Linked DNA regions of Homo sapiens: region 1 is linked to region 2. A link is an interaction called in ENCODE POLR2A ChIA-PET data of the cell type or tissue named here. Cell type or tissue: B cell. All regions are shown on one strand. Links, peaks and the distances in the headings refer to the core of each region. The heading gives the core; the rest is flanking DNA. Region 1 overlaps CD82 (CD82 molecule). Region 2 has its middle 9.8 kb from the start of CD82.

Region 1 (9,176 bases), core at 3,550-6,049, 55 kb after region 2:
TTGGAAGGAAACTGAGAAAACACTATACCAACATCAACATCAACAAATAACATTTAATAGAACTTAGAACTTAATGGAACTTCACAAGACAAGATACTCTTGGTAGCTAAGGGCTAACTTGGGCACTGAGCTTCCTGGCAGTCAAGGCAAAAGTGGAAAATAGTGGATTTTGTAGATGAAAAGCAGCTTGTTTGGCTGTGAGACAGGAAGCCAGCAGTTAAGGGAGGGAAATTCCTTTCCCAGAAAAATGGTCATGGGGTCAGGTCTTCATTTCTGTCCTATGGCACTGAGCTTCTTTAGGACCTAGTTAGTGATATAATCAGGGTGGATTAGAACCAGGCCCCAGTGAGCCGGTTTCTATGACTCAGAAGCTGGTCGCCTCTGCAGGGATCTTGGGCAGTCCACCCTATGTGATTCACCATCTCACAGTAATAAATATGGCCCACCAGGTTGGCACCAACCACATGCCAGGAGCTGAGCTAGAAAAGTGAGCTGCAATACATGTTCAAATTTACAAACATTTTCCATTTGAAGAAACTGAGGCCCAGGAAAGCAAAGTGACTTTCAGCCACTGACACACACAGCTTGGATGCATCAGAGTGGGGATTTCCATCCTGATGCCTTGGAGTCCAAGGCCCATGCCTCCCTATCCACCACGCTGCCCTCCCGCCGGCTGGGTAACTCTGCTTGGCTGATAATGAGGAGCTTAGCCTCAGAGGTGTCCTATCAGCCCCAGAACAGGACTTGTTTGGAGATTTGGGTTTCTCGACCCCAGCCAAGCTCTGTGCATTGCACCCCCTGCCCCTGTCTTCCCCTTCAGAGTCCACACCCCCTAGTCCCAGCCTGCCTCACCTTAGTCCACCACCATCTTTTCTGGAAGGCAGGGGGAAATTTTCTGGCTTTGCTGAAGAAGTTCTGGTGCCACTGTATCGCCCGAATTGGAATGAACAATATATTTTTTTCTTTCGCAACGCATCATAAATCTCAGTGGAAGACTAAACATACTCTTGATGTGTTTATTCTGGCAGACAAGGCTCAGCGTGGGGGTGGGACTTGTTTGAACCTAAGGAAAAGAAAGGCCTTTTGAAAGGAGATAGGGCTCCCGTGCAGGTGGGTGGGAGTGACCCTGCTGTGGTCTCCAGGGCTGCCCTCTGTCCTTCCTGCCTCTGTCACCCGCAGCCACTCTTCTCAGGGCAGCGATGGGGAGGTTGGGGACCTTGGCATGGCCTGTCACCTCTGGAGCCTTGGGTTCTGCTTCTATAAATTGAGAATAAATCTGCCTCTCCCTGCTCTACCACTCAGGTTGAAGTGAACACAGACTGTGACACTTCTGTGAAAATGCAGAATGGTGTCCAAGGGTCTTGACTGTGGAACCACTGCTCTGACATTCTGGGCATGCTACTCAGCCTCCCTGTGCCTCAGTTTCCACATTTGTCAAACTAGTAACAATATAGGCCCACTGTCCCTTCTCTGCAATTCTGAAATCCAAAGAAACACTTTAAAAACCAAAAGTAGCATTTGCAACTAATTTGGTGGCAAAATTGAACCTGAACAGAAGCAAGGCTATGTATGGCCTTTGCCTGCCCCATTCGGGTGTCCCTAGGGAAATAGAAATGAGACTCACTGCAGGCTGCTGCCCCAGCCCCCACTAGTGGGTGTGATCTGTCCCTCCAGGCCCTTTCTAAAATCTGATCCTGTCTCGAGCCGGAGCCCCCAGGGGCTGCCTTGCAGCACTTCAGAGATGAAGAGCACTAACAAACGGGAAGGGCGTCGTGCGGCACTCAGCCGGAGGCTGATGTTGCTGGCATCATTGCCAGTGTTTATTATTATTGCCGCCATTATTCACTTCATGAAGGCCTGGTAAGGGCTCAATAGGTGGCAGCTGTTCCTGCTGCCCTCGTTGTCAGCAGAGCAAGGGCTGCGGGAATGGGGATCTGGGCACGGTGCTAAGATCCTCATCTGCTTGTTTATCCAGCCTCTGGTGAGCAGAGCCCAGCCCTGGGATTCAGGGGCCCTGTGTTTTAGTGTGGGCTCTGCCGCTGATTGCTGTGTGGCTTCGGATAAGTTACCCAGACTCTCTGATCCACAGGCGAGCTCTTGGGCCATGCCCAGTGCAGGCAGTCAGGGATTCTGACTTGTTCTCTCTAGAGAGTGGAGGTGGGAGGAGTGAGAAGGAAGTGAATGCAGTTTGCCCTTTCCTGTGGTGTGTGGGTGCTGAGCTGGGTGCACTTGGCAGGCCATACCTGTGCCAGGGAGGCCCCTGAGGCTCTGAGTGCTGTCACGCTCAAGCAGAAGACATTGGAGGGGAAGGGGCTCACTTGGCCTGGCTGGGAGCCAGAGGTGGGGGCTGTGACAGTGGCAGTGGCTGGCCAGACAACTCCCCAGAGATGTTGGTCAGGGGAACTGTGACTTCCTTCTTGTCCTCCTTGCTCTCACCCTGAAAGCCCCAAATTGTTGGTGCGCACATACCCTCATGTGTGAGACACAGGTGGCGAGACGGGTTCCTAGGGGACAGTGTGGTTCTCTGTGAACTGTCTGCTTGCTGAATTAGAACTTCCTGATTCTCTGGCTTGGGGTTCTCTTGCGATGGGGCAGAGGGAGGAAGAGCAGCTGGAGCCTGGGACAGGGAGAGGTGACCTTTCTCTCCCCTGTTGAGAAGGGAATGGAGGAGTCCAGGCTACCCCTCTGGAAAGGGATTATGGAAAGACACTTGGGCTAGAATCTCTGAAGCACACGCTGGTCACTGGCTCTGCATTCTGGGGTAGCTAATTACGTGGATTGCAGCTGGACTTGCAGAAAAGATGCAGGAAGCGCCCTCATTTCCTATCAGGGTACTGGGATGCAGCCTCTGAGCTGGTGTATCTGTATTCTAGCAAAGCATTTGCCAACATCTCATGTGGGAAACCTGGAGAGGACAGGAAGATGTGGGTCCAATTCATGCATTTATACCTTATTATAAGGGGCTATTTCACACCTTAAAGAGCATGGCAAGAGGTCTGCACAGCACCCCAAGGGGCGGGCACAGGAGCCCGAAAAGTTACCCTGGAGATGTAGTCTAGTCTCAAGTATCTGGATGACATGTGTCCTTCGAGAGAGGGATTTGATTTGTTCCTGTGGTCCTAGCTGGGACTTGGGTAGCTGAGAGAGGAGGAGGATGTGAACTAATACAAGTGGGTAGAAGTCATTTGAGCAGAACTTAAATTGTATCAGAGCCTCTCAACTCCGCAACATGCTATTGTGTGAGGTACTGACTTCCCCATCGCAGGGAGCATTTAAGCAGAGCCTAAAAAAGCATGACTCTTACATTTGGATGATTTGCTGGACGCAAAGGTCTCTCCTAACTCTGACTCTGTGAAAATTCACACTAAAAGAGAAGTCAAAGCTCAGCATTTGGGTGGGACGTGAGTAGAGCCATGCAGAGGACAGCAGGGTCATGGGGAGGCCCTGGGCAGCTTGCCGAGGCTAAGATCCCGGGTCCCTGGAGCTGCACAGATCAAGGTCTGGTCATGTCTCTGCTGCTTTCTATCTATGTGATCTTGGGAAGTTGCTCCAACTCTGAGCCTCATTTTTCTCTTCTGAGAAATGGGGAGGAGGGAGACAGGGAAGACAGGGCTGGCTTCCTCGGCATTCAACCTATGCAGTCACACAGGATAATCTGCTGTTGCTGTATTGAAATTCTTTTTTTTTTCTTTTCTTTTTGAGATAGAGTCTTGCTCTGTTGCCCAGGCTGGAGTGCAGTGGGATGATCTCGGCCCACTGCAACCTCCACTTTCTGGGCTCAGGTGATCCTCCTGCCTCAGCCTCCCAAGTAGCTGGGACTACAGGCACACACCACCAGGCCCAGCTAATTTTTGTGTTTTTAGTAGAGATGGGGTTTCACCATGTTGGCCAGACTGAACTCGAACTCCTGACCTCAAGTGATCTGCCCATTTCGGCCTCCCAAAGTGTTGGGATTACACGTGTGAGCCACCACGCCCAGCTGAAATTCTTAATAATTTTTAAACAAGGGGCCCTGCATTTTTGCTTTGCACTAGGTGTAAATTATGCAGCTGGCCCTGGGCAGGACTCTTTATGGCATGTGACAGTGACTCAACTGAAAGTAGCCAGAGCCAGCAGAAGGCTCAGCTGGATCCCAAAGGCTGCTGCTGTCCCTATTCACCCTTCAGCCCTACCCTCCTCTGTTGGCTCCCTTCTCGGGCAGGCTGTCCCCAGTGGAGCCTGAGGGTAGCCCAGGTCCTCATCCTACCACATTGATGGAAAGAGGGCCGGGTATGTGAGCATGGGTCTCAAGCCCATCTCTGAACCACTCGCCGTGCCTGTGATGTGGATGGCACTGAGTGGCAGCCCAGGTCTTTTGCCTGCTTCTGGCATCGAGGGAGTGGGGCCTCCTCAGCTCCATGGAGAAATAGAAGGGTGGTTACATCCAAGGAGTGGGTTTCTGCAGGGCAGGCAGAAACAATGGAGCGGTCCCTGGGGGGATGGAGGGAGCTCATGAATGTCTTCTCCTGCTACCTCCCTGTCCTTTTTGTCTCAGTAGCTACCTGGTTGCCAGGGTGACCTCCCTGCACTCCCAGCACAGGCCTCCTGAGCATCAGCTCCAAGCTGAACCAGCCCCTGTGGCCATGGTCCCCGTGGCCCAGGTGTGTCCCTCAACCACATTCTGGACTGAAAGATGTTGTGGTGTTTCCATGGAAACCACCCATCTAGGTGGAAACCACCCAGCTTCCATCACCTTCTCATTTCAGGGAGGCTGGGAGAGAAACAGGGAAGTCCAGGCTGCTGTGACAACCACGCTGGGGTTTAAACAGAGCCTCAGTGCAACATGTTGTGAGGAAGCTGGGTGGGTGGGGAAGGATGTGGGAGAGGCAGCTTTCCGCACAGATGCTTCTAGAGAGCCCCTCCTTTCCACACCGTGGGGATCACCCACCCACTGGGGTTGAGAGGTGGACCCGAGATGTCAGATCACCTGGCAGACAGCCCCAGCTATGTGACTCAGGCAAACCACTTAGCTTTTCTGGGCCCTGGTTAAAACTGGGTATAGCCGTGTGGTTTAAATGCCAATAAAGCTTAATAGGTAAAAACCTGGGTTCTGAAATCAGCCAAGCCTGTGTGCAAACCTCACTTCTTCCGCATGTTGGCTGTGTGACTTTGGGCAAGTTAATTAACCTCTCTGGGTTTGTTTTCTGCATCTCTATAATGAGGGAATGGGGTGAATACCTAGGCCATAGGTCTGCTGTGAAGATTCAGTTGAGATAATACATTTAAAGTGCTTACCACAGCACCAGGTACATAACAAACATTTGATAAAAGTTAGCCACTATTAGTGTTGGGATTAATTACTGACAGGAAAGCTTTGTAAATTGCAGAACTCTGTATAAGGGCTTTTTTTTTTTTTTTTTAAATATCATGCTGAGAGCTTTATTGAGAGAAGGGCAGGGAGCGTCATCAGAGGCTGGTTTCCCAGCATTAATTTTTTTTTTTTTTTTTTTTTTTTTTTGAGATGGAGTCTGGCTCTGTCGCCCAGGCTGGAGTGCAGTGGCGTGATCTCGGCTCACTGCAACCTCCACCTCTCGGGTTCAAGCGATTCTTCTGTCTCAGTCTCGCGAGTAGCTGGGACTACAGGCACCTGCCATTCACACCCAGCTAATTTTTGGTATTTTTTTTTAGTAGAGATGGAGTTTCACCATGTTAGCCAGGATGGTCTCGATCTCCTGAGCTCGTAATCTGCCCACCTTGGCCTCCCAAAGTGCTGGAATTACATACGTGAGCCACCATGGCCAGCCCCAGCATTAATTTAACCAAGGGAGCTGGGTGAGGAGCCAGGGCTGCAGGTCCATCTGCAGGATATGGGTTCTCTGAGCACAGCGTTCATTCAAGGACTGCCCATGGGGAGCTGCTGGAAGCTCCACCAACAGGGTTCCCTGGGAGTCAGGCTCTGAAACCCCACCTGGAAGTACCTGTCTCATTTCTCCCAATTCTTCCTTCTCAGGAACCGAGGTGGGAAGGTGTGTGGCCTTCTCCTTGGCATCCCTGCCTTCTAGGGTCCCTCGCCCCCACTGCCTTGACCAGTCCAACCATGCATTTGCCCTGAAAGGTCTCTGGGCAAGGTCCATGTGAGAGGCTAGGTGGAGCCAGGCAGGGGCTGGCTCTCGGAGGCTCCCCTCCCACCCAGGCCTGCTTATCGCCGAGGGAGGCCCTGCCCTCAGCGGGCTCTGGGTTTGCCTCCTTTTGCACAACTGACTTATTTAGAAACCCCTTCTCTGCCTGCTTTGTAAATCAGTGTTTTCTCTGTGGGGTTAGCTGAGAGCAGGTGCTGCTCTCCACCACAAGAAGGAACCCTTAATTCCTGAGCAGGGTGAGGACCAGCATAGGCAAGATGTAGATTTGGGCCAGGCGAGGTGTCTCAGGCCTGTAATCCCAGCACATTGGGAGGCTGGGCTGGGTGGATCACTTGAGGTCAGGAGTTCGAGACCAGCCCGGGCAACATGGCGAGACCCTGTCCCTGCTAAAAATACAAAAATTAGCCGGGCATGGTGACTCATGCCTGTAGCCCCAGCTACCTGGGAGGCTGAAGTGAGAGGATTGCTTAACCCCAGGAGGCAGAAGTTGCAGTGAACTGAGATCCTGCCACTGCCCTCTAGCCTGGGTGACAGGGAGACCCTGTCTCAAAAAAACAAAACAAAGCAAAACAAAAAAAAAAAAGTGAGATGTTTTTGGAGCTCTGGGGCAAGTAGCCAGGTCCCAGAAAGGCAACTGACCTCACACTCCGGCTGGCTGGCACTGCTGGCTTGGGGCTTGGGAAGGGGTGAGGGAGGATCTTTTCTGTTTTGTTTTTTGTTGTTGTTGTTTTTGTTGTTGTTTTTGTTTTTTGTTTTTTGAGATGGACTCTTACTCTGTCGCCCAGGCTGGAGTGCAGTGGTGCGATCTCGACTCACTGTAACCTCCATCTCCTGGGTTCAAGCAATTCTCCTGCCTCAGCCTCCTGAGTAGCTGGGATTACGGGCACCCACCACCATGACTACATAGAGGGAGGATCTTTTGACCATATAGTTGATACCGAAGTTCCAGGTCCCTCAGTCTTGGGGCCCCCTCCAGGCATCTACCCTGCTGTCTTGGGGGCCCTGTTTGGAGAGGCTGCACTCTGGTCCTTGGAAGAAGGAAACTGAGCTGGGCTTTCCTCCCTGTCCCTCCTTCTCCCTGAAGCTGCCCTGTGGGAGGTGTAAGGATTCACCAAGAAGTTGCATGGGTCTGGCTCTGGTGCCTGGCAGACCATGGTGGTTAGGTGTGCATTCAGCATTCACGTACCCCACACAACTATTCTGTGCCAGGCTTGGCGCTAGCCACGGGGGACCCTGTAGTGAGCGTGCCAGATGTGGTCCCTGCCCCCACGGAGCTGATGTGCTAGTGGAGAGAGATGATAAGCCCTGAAAACCAACAAGCATGTAACGTCAGTGCTCTAAAGAGAAATACAGCATGCTTTCCCTTGTGGGATAAGGGAGGCCGGGGAGGGGTGGTTGATTGGTTGGGGGAGAGGGGATGGGGAAGGGCTGATATTTTGTAGAGTGGTCTGGTAAGGCCTTTCTGAGGAGGTGACATTGGAGCAGAGCCCTGAAGGAAGCAGAGGGTGAGCCATGTTAATGTCTAGGGGAAGAGCATTCCAGGCGGTGGGAACAGCAGGTGCAAAGGCCCCAAGGCAGGAGTGTGCCTGGCACAAAGACAGCACAGAAATCTAGTCAGTTGAAGCAGAGGGAGGAAGAACAGAGGACAGAAGGCCTGGGGAGGCAGACAAGTGGTGTAGGACCTCCTAGGCTGTTATGGGGACAATGACGGTGGGAACTGCCCTGGAGGTGGGAGGCCCCTACGGGGTTTTCAGCAGTGACATGAGAATATTGATGTTTACAGGGCCAGGCTGCTGCCAAGCGCAGAAGAGATAGTGGGGCAGGAGTGGTTGGCACTGCCTGCATCGGGCACCCTGGGAGCGCCAGGAAAGTGGCTGGAGCCATGAGCGTGTCCCAGGGTTGCTGAGGGGAACGGGGGGAGGCAGTTTAAGTAGGGGTGACCACAGGTGGGCACGGGTTTCAGGAAATCTGACCCTGACCTTTGTCCTCCCCCCTGCAGCTGAAGCAGGAGATGGGCGGCATCGTGACTGAGCTCATTCGAGACTACAACAGCAGTCGCGAGGACAGCCTGCAGGATGCCTGGGACTACGTGCAGGCTCAGGTGAGGTGGGGCGGGGCTGCAGGAGGCTCTCTGGCCTGGGTGTCCCTGCATTTGGGGCTCTGTGCACCCACATGTCTGGGACTGGCATCTGCAGTGCTCGTGTGTGCCTGACAGTTTGTAGGAGAGTGTGCTTCTATGGGGGCAGGGCACCCCAGTTAGCACCACAACTCCCTGCTCAGGGGGCCCAGAGACTCAGAGGCAGCTTCACAGCTCTGTGCTCCCATTTGTGGCCAGAGAGCATGGGGGCAGTTGTCAGCCCTCTTATCTCAAGCTACACTGGGGAGCGTTGGGAGCTCCACTCTGGGTTTTAGGAAACTGGGAGCCAAGGCTGATATGCTGAGAAGTCCCAGTGAAGGCTGCCTCTGGGGAAGGGCACTAGCTGGGGAGGTGTTGGGGAGCCTTCTAGGGCAAAAGGAGTATTTTAGCCAAATCTTGATACTGGTTTCGCCAGTATGTGCACATACGTAAAAATGCACCAAGCTGAATGTGTGCCCATTAGTTCATGTGTATTATACCTCCATTAAAGTGAGAGAGATGGATGGATGGATGGGTGGACAGATGGACGGACGGACTGACCGACTGACCAACAGATAGACTGACCAGGTTCCCAGCCTGTCTCAATAGTGATCCAATGACCACCTGGCTCTCCTTTCTTGTGGTCCCGGATGCTGCATGTGCCCTTGGCTGGGACCTGACATCTCTGATCTGCAATCCTGTGAGGGCGCAGGACACAGTGGTCACTTAGGGCCTGTTGACACCTCAGGGGAGGGATGTGGAGTACAAAGGGCATGGGCAGCAGGAGAAAGCCTGACTCAGCGGCACCAGGAGAGTTTGCAGAGAGGACACTCCATCTAGGTGACATGGACATGGCCATTTTCTCAGTGGAGGAAGGGGAGAGCGATGTTTTCTGGCCCTGACCGAGGAGATCAGGTGTGGGGGTTGTGGCAGCTGGAAGG
Region 2 (7,038 bases), core at 3,171-5,670:
GTTTTGTGTGTGTTTTTTTTAAATTTTTTATTTCCATAGGTTTGGGGGGAACAAGTGGTATTTGTAACTTACATGAGTAAGTTATTTAGTGATGACTTGTGAGAGTTTGATGAACCCATCACCTGAACCTCTTGTCCTTTTAAGGGCATAACCTGGAAATTATTGAAATAGAGCTCAGATAAAACTTTCTTTTAAATACTGCAGTCATGGATAAAGTTTATCATATGGCCCAGTGACCTGATACCTAAGGACCCCAGCAAGCAAATTCCTCTTAGACCCAGGATAAAGGTGAGCTCTCCTGGTGAACTAGAACGTTTTCTTTTTTCTAGCTCTTTCTTCATTTCTTCTTCCTTCACTGCCAGCAAAGTGCTTGGGCTCCAGAAACAGCCTGCAGGCTTCCTGACTGGGCTGGTGATAAAAGGGCCACACTGGGATCTGGGACTGGCACCATAGACTTGGGGCCCTAATAAGGGATAGGAAAGCCTTCTAGCAGAATGGAAGGGAGAGATCTTGGCAGATAGCAAATGTTGGGTCTGCTTCTTAAAACACATTCCTAGTGGGCCAATATTAACATGTGATGTCACTGTTTGAAATACTAGTGCTATGGTTTGGACGTGCATCCCCTGTAAGATTCATGTTGAAACTTAATCCCCACTGTGGTGGTAGTAAGAGGTAGTAATCACTTCTTTTTGAAAAGTGACTAAATCATGAGGGCTCCATCCTCATGCATGGATTAGTACCTTATAAAAGGACTGGAGGGAACCAGCTTAGCCCTTCTTGCACTTCCATCCCTTCTGCCATGTGAGGGCACCTAAATGGCACCATCTATGAGGAGCAGGTCTTTGCCAGACACTGAATCCACCAGGGCTTGGTTTTGGACTTCCCAGCCTCTAGAACCATGAGAAATCTATTTATATTATTTAGAAATTATGCAGTCCCAGGTATTTTGCTATAGCAGTACAAGTGGACTAAGTCACCTCGTTAAGACAATGGAACAAGGAATCACAAAGACATTTTCTAACTTTGGCTCTAGCACAAACTGTTTTACAGCCTTAGGTAATCCTCTGATTCTGACTTTTCTCTTTTTTCCTCACATGGTGGAGAGAGAGGAAGAGCTCCAGTGTCTTTTCTTATGAACACACGAATCCTATCAGATCAGGTCCCCATCTTTACCACCTCACTTAACATTAGTTCCTTCCTTAGAGGCCCCATCTCCAAAAACAGCCACACTAAAGGTTAGAGTTTTAATATGTGAATATTAGAGGGGACATAAGCATTTAGGACATAATACTAACCTATCCAAACATCCCAATCGATTTATCCAATATCATACAAACATACACAGTATTACAATCCACTGAGGACTTCTGCATAATAGAGAGCATCTGAAACACCAATCGCCTAATTACCCAACCCTCAATGGAGTCATTAGTGGGTTTGTGTGTCTGCCGGCTTAGGAACTCTTTGGTGGATGATGGTTTTTTGTCTACCACTTAATCTGTTTCTCTAGGTTTTTAGAAAACACCTGTTGTGCTCAGGAAATGTGGTGGTGTATTCCAGAACCAACAACACTTTTATAACCATTCTTTACTTTCTTATTCATGAAAAAAATATGCACAGTATGCAGAGTCACACAAGGGCCAAATGGAGGCTCACGAGTGCATTTCTTTCATTGCTGAATATTTCTATGAGTGCTTAAATTTCCCAGGTCTCCTGGCTCATCTGCTTCCTCCACAGGCTCTTCCTCTTTCTTAGGCAACAGTTACACCTAATAATGAGAATGAGCCTATGGTAGGCCAGGCACAGTGGCTCACGCCTGTAACCCCAGCATTTTGGAAGGCCGAGGCAGGCGGATCACTTGAGGTCAGGAGTTTGAGACCAGCCTGGCCAACATGGTGAAACCCCGTCTCTACTAAAAATACAAAAATTAGCCGGGTGTGGTGATGGGTACCTGTAATCCCAGCTACTCAGGAGGCTGAGGCAGGAGAATAGCTTGAACCCCAGAGGTGGAGGTTGCAGTGAGTCAAGATTGTGTCATTGCACTCTAGCCTGGGCAACAGAGTGAGACTGTCTCAAAAAAAAAAAAAAAAAAGAGAAAAGAGAATGAGCCTATAGTGGTGGTTACACACTACACCGTGAACATTGGATGCAGACCTCCCGGAAGAACTACTGAGATACAACTTAGAGTCACGTGTCTTCTTGCAGTATCCACCCACAGCCCAAATGGTCTAGCCTCCATTTTTGTGTGAAATCATTAGAGCAGGCTTTCTGTTCATGAGTCAGTGCTATGGTCTGAATGTTTGTGTCCCCTGAAATTCATATGTTGAAACCTACTCCCCAATGCAATGGTATTAAGAGATAGGGCTTTTGGGAGATAATTTGGTCATGAAGGTTTCACCTCTGTGCATGGGAGCAGCACCCTTTTAAAAGAGGCCCAAGGAGCTTGTTAGCCCTTTCAGTCATGTGAGGATGTAGCTAGAAGGTGCCATCTTGGAAGCAAAGAGTGGGCCCTCACCAGATGCCAATCTGCTGGTACCTCAGTCTTGGACTTCCCACACTCCAGAACCATGAGAAATAAATTTCTACTGTTAATAAATTGCCCAGTCTAAAGTATTTTGTTACAGCTACTTGAACACACTAAAAGTAAATTTTGGGTAAATATTTTTTCAAATCATGATGGCAAATATGTACATATTTTTATTTACATATAAGTTATATATAATATGTTATAAATATTATATATAATAGGTATCCAAATATATATTCAAGAGGGCAAAGGCATTGACTGCTATATCCTCAGTGCTAGAATATCATCCAGGACACAGGAGGCACTCAATAAATAATTTGTGAAATGCAGAAGTGAAATACAGTTGAATGAGAGCTACTATGAAGCATGATTTGTGGCATTCAGTGTCTTTGTAACTGATGTACCTGGTAGCTCTGCTCCCCAGAATCCAGCTATCAGTGCTAGAGGAACTGGTATGGGTTTTCCTTTTCTCCAATGAGTCCCTTCCCATCCCTGTAAGATTAGACAGCCCCGCCCATTGTCATGTGACTGGCAACAACTCCCTCTGGGAGGACACTTCTCTGCCCATGATATGGAGCTCAGCTTCATAACTTGCCTTAACAAATGGCATGTAGGCAGAATGACAGATACCACATCTAAGCAGGAGCTTTGAGAGCCACCAAGCGGCTTGACCACTGCTTCTTCTTTTCTGTCCCATGAGAAGACCCTAAATAGGGACGGATTTTCCATCTTGGATCTGGGAATAACAAAGACACATGAAGCAGAGTCTCACGTGACCCACAGCAATCTTTAGCGGCCATGTAACATAAGTGGGGAATAGGGCCTTTGTTGATATAAATCAATGAGATTTGGGGAGTTCTTTGTTACTGCAGTATAACCTCACAGAAGCTGTGACTCTCCAGCCAACCCCAGCCCCATGCTCAACAATTCAGGGGACTTTGCAAGAGCCATTAAATAAAATTTTTCTGCAAAAACAACTAGATTTCACTTGCCATGCTTATAACTAATACCTACTGTGTTTAATGTTATTTCATCATGATTATTAAATGCGGTGACTTTAGGCCAGCTGTCTCATTGGCTTGTAAATCCCACGCCTCAAAAGTGTCCTTATCTGAGCTGGGTGGGTGTCTGCAGTTGAAACTTGGCGTAGAGACCTAATTCCATGTCTGCCCTCACCTGGCCCTGCAGCCAGGGGGATTAAACTGAGACCATGAGGAATGGGGCAGCCCCTATTCCCCTGCCTCCAAGTCTTTCATCTCCAAGCCCCCAACTTTTTTTTTTTTTTTTTTTCTGAGACAGAGTCTCACTCTGTCACCCAGGCTGGAGTGCAGTGGTATGATCTCGGCTCACTGAAACCTCTGTCTGCAAGATTCAAGCGATTCTCCTGCCTCAGCCTCCCAAGTAGCTGAGATTACAGGCACCTATGACCACGCCAAGCTAATTTTTGTATTTTCACTAAGGACGGCGTTTCACCATGTTGGCCAGGCTGGTCTTGAACTCCTGACTTCAGGTGATCTGCCCTCCTCAGCCTCCCGAAGTGCTGGGATTGTGATTATGGGCGTGAGGCACCGTGCCAGCTGATTTTTTTTTTTTTTTTTTTTTGAGACGGAGTTTTGCTCTGTCTCTTGGGCTGGAGCGCAGTGGGGTGATCTCGGCTCACTGCAACCTCCACCTCCTGGGTTCAAGCAATTCTCCTGCCTCAGCCTCCCGAGTAGCTGGGATTACAGGCTCATGCCACCACACCCGGCTAATTTTTGTATTTTTAGTACAGACAGGGTTTCACCATGTTGCCCAGGCTGGTCTTGAACTCCTGACCTCAGGTGATCTGCCCGCCTCAACCTCGCAAAATGCTGGGGTTACAGGCATGAGCCATTGCGCCCGGCCTTCAAGCCGCTCTTAATTGGCTGCACTGAGCGCTGTGGTGGACACCAGAGGGCGATAAATGCTCATTTTGGAGAAAAGAGTGATGAGGTTTTTGGTTTTATTTATTTTTTTCTCCTCTTTCTCTTCATTTCTGTTGGTAAAAGGAATGACTTGGACACAACTAACTAGTGCATCTCATAGCCCTAAAGTAGCAAATATTGTATGTGCATTGCCTGCAGCGTAAGCAGTGAGGAAACAAACCCAGAGAGGTGAAGGTCACATGTGCCCAAAGTCACATGTTGGAAAGTTACCAGAGCAAGGACTTGAGCTAAACCATGTCTCACAGAGGAGGGCAGTGCAAACATGGCAGTTTTCACAGGGATCATCCTGGAAAGTGGTGTCCCTGTCTTCCCGCTAAGGTCTGTGTGGCCCTGCCAGCTACTCAGAATGCTCTCAATATGAACATGAATTCAGCCAGTATTGCTCCCCGGATTGCAAACTCAGTTCCCCATGGGAACCAGGCAGGTCACAAAAATGAGGGAAGCAGGCTAGATGAGCCATAGGCACAGTGGGGACTGTAGCCAGCTGGAGGTCATATGTCGCAAATAAAGAGGTCAGCCACAACTCAGGTCCATCCGCTGTGGCCCCGTTGGAAGGCACAGCAGGAGGCTCAGATGTCCCTATCCCTATACATCTAAAAATCAACATAAAATTCCCCAATTTTTAAATGCTGGCCACAAATTCAAAACTTTTTCAACTCAACTAAGCCTTGGCCTTCTCAACTGTATAAGGGAGAGAACGTCTACACCATCAGCTTCTTGGGCCACAGGTGTGTTCTTTTAGATCTCAGGCCTGATTCAGGGAAAGATCTCCCCACTGATATAGTGCAGCTCCACCGAAGAACAGCTGTGAGAGTTCCCCTTTCTGCAGCACCTCCTCATCCATCTCAGGGGCTTATGAGTGCAGGCATACATTGCTTTTTATTACGCTTTACAGATAACGTGTTTTTTACAAATTGAAGGTTTGTGGCAACTGAACTGAGCAAATTTGTCCGTGCCATTTTTCCAACAGTATGCACTCACTTTTTGTCAGAATTTTGGATCAATTTTTTTTTTTTTTGAGACTGAATCTCTCGCCCTGTTTCCCAGAGTGCAGTGGTGTGATCTCGGTTCACTGCAACCTCTATCTCCTGGGTTCAACCAATTCTCGTGCCTCAGCCTCCTGAGTAGTTGGGATTACAGGCGCCCGCCACCATACCCAGCTAATTTTTGTATTTTTAGTAGAGACAGAGTTTCATCATGTTGGCCAGGCTAGTCTCATACTCCACACCTCAGGTAATCCATCCACCTCGGCCTCCCAAAGTGCTGGGATTACAGGCATGAGCCTCCACACCTGGCCAGGATCAACAGTTTTTAAGTAAGGTATGCACATTTTTTAGACATGCTATTGCATACTTAATAGACTATGGTGGAGGGTAAACATAACTTTTACATGCATTAGGAAACCAAAAAAATTTGTGTGTCTCACTTTATTGCAATATTCGCTTCAGTGTGGTGGTTGGGAAAGGAACCTGCAACAGCTCCAAGGTGTGCTTCTATCTGGAGACTGAAAAAGCGCTGCCCAGAGTAGTCCCCTTTCTTCTGCTTTGCTCTTCCAAAAATCCCTCCCTAAAGGCGTGGCCGATGGTCTCCAATGTGATCCGCTGGGGTTCAAGGAGAAAATAATAGGACTGCTTTCTGTTTATTTTATAGATATATATATACAATATTTTAAATAATTATCATTTAAAATTTTTGTTTTTTGGCCAGGCGCAGTGACTCACACCTGTGATCCCAGCATTATGGGAGGCCGAGGTGGGTGGATTGCCTGAGGTCAGGAATTCAAGACCAGCCTGGCCAGCATGGTGAAACCCCGTCTCTACTAAAAATACAAAAAAATTAGCTGGGCGTGAGTGAAACACACCTGTAATCCCAGTTACTTGGGAGGCTGAGGCAGGAGAATTGCTCCAACCCAGGAGGCAGAGGTTGCAATGAGCCAAGATTGTACCACTGCACTCCAGCCTGGGCGACAGAGTGAGAATCTGTCTCAAAAATAATAATAATAATAATAATAATAAATAAAATAAAATATTTGTCTTTGTGCATAGTTCATATTATGCAAAATGGCTAATAAAATAGTACATACATATCTATTATAAACAAATGACATATATTGGGATGTATATAACCCTACCATGGGTTTAAGCTGATGCCTAAAAAGAAAAATAAACGGGTAGAACAGGGAATTTGGGGAGGGGGGGACATGATTTAATAGTTTCAAAGACTTACCCAAGTGCCACAGTTGTAAGATAAATATAAATAAGCTTTAGAATATGTAAAGTGCTACGCAAATGCTAGTTATCAAATTAGTTAAATATATTTAAATTAGTTATTTTACAGCTTACTTTTAAAACGGTGGCTGCCATTATTAGTGTCGTAGTTGCTATGGCAACATGGCAATGTACAGGGGCTAAAAGCCCCCTGAAGAGTAACCCCTGGACCTTCAGATGTAGTAGGCGGCAGGGCAGGATTTGAGCAGGGGCCTCACTGATCTTTCTGAAATGACTGAGACAGGAACAAATCAATGGCTCAGTGTCTTCTGTGGGAACT

Evidence for each region. Peaks named below come from ENCODE experiments on the same cell type or tissue, not always from the same donor. Only the 100,000 strongest peaks of a DNase experiment are listed, where the experiment ranks them.
Region 1: POLR2A ChIA-PET joins it to region 2 with 31 read pairs; 27 of 35 experiments call an interaction of 5 or more read pairs at or near these places.

The regions. Positions count from the first base shown.
Region 1 is chr11:44,607,154-44,616,329 of GRCh38, forward strand. CD82 (CD82 molecule) reads left to right here. Exons shown (of 10, transcript NM_002231.4): 7 at 8,119-8,220. Among named protein-coding and RNA genes, the nearest start is that of CD82-AS1, 6.4 kb to the left of the region's middle. RefSeq lists enhancers at 1,747-2,247, 2,251-2,420 and silencers at 4,883-4,962, 5,033-5,082. In B cell, for the core only: no CTCF peak of the experiment used is centred there; DNase peaks (open chromatin) are centred at 4,808 and 5,883; H3K4me3 peaks cover 578 bases; H3K27ac peaks cover 2,500 bases.
Region 2 is chr11:44,552,373-44,559,410 of GRCh38, forward strand. No RefSeq gene overlaps it. Among named protein-coding and RNA genes, the nearest start is that of CD82, 9.8 kb to the right of the region's middle. RefSeq lists a silencer at 4,333-4,382 and an enhancer at 6,791-7,038. In B cell, for the core only: CTCF peaks have their summits at 4,462 (motif pointing right) and 4,661; DNase peaks (open chromatin) are centred at 4,599 and 5,289; H3K27ac peaks cover 2,120 bases.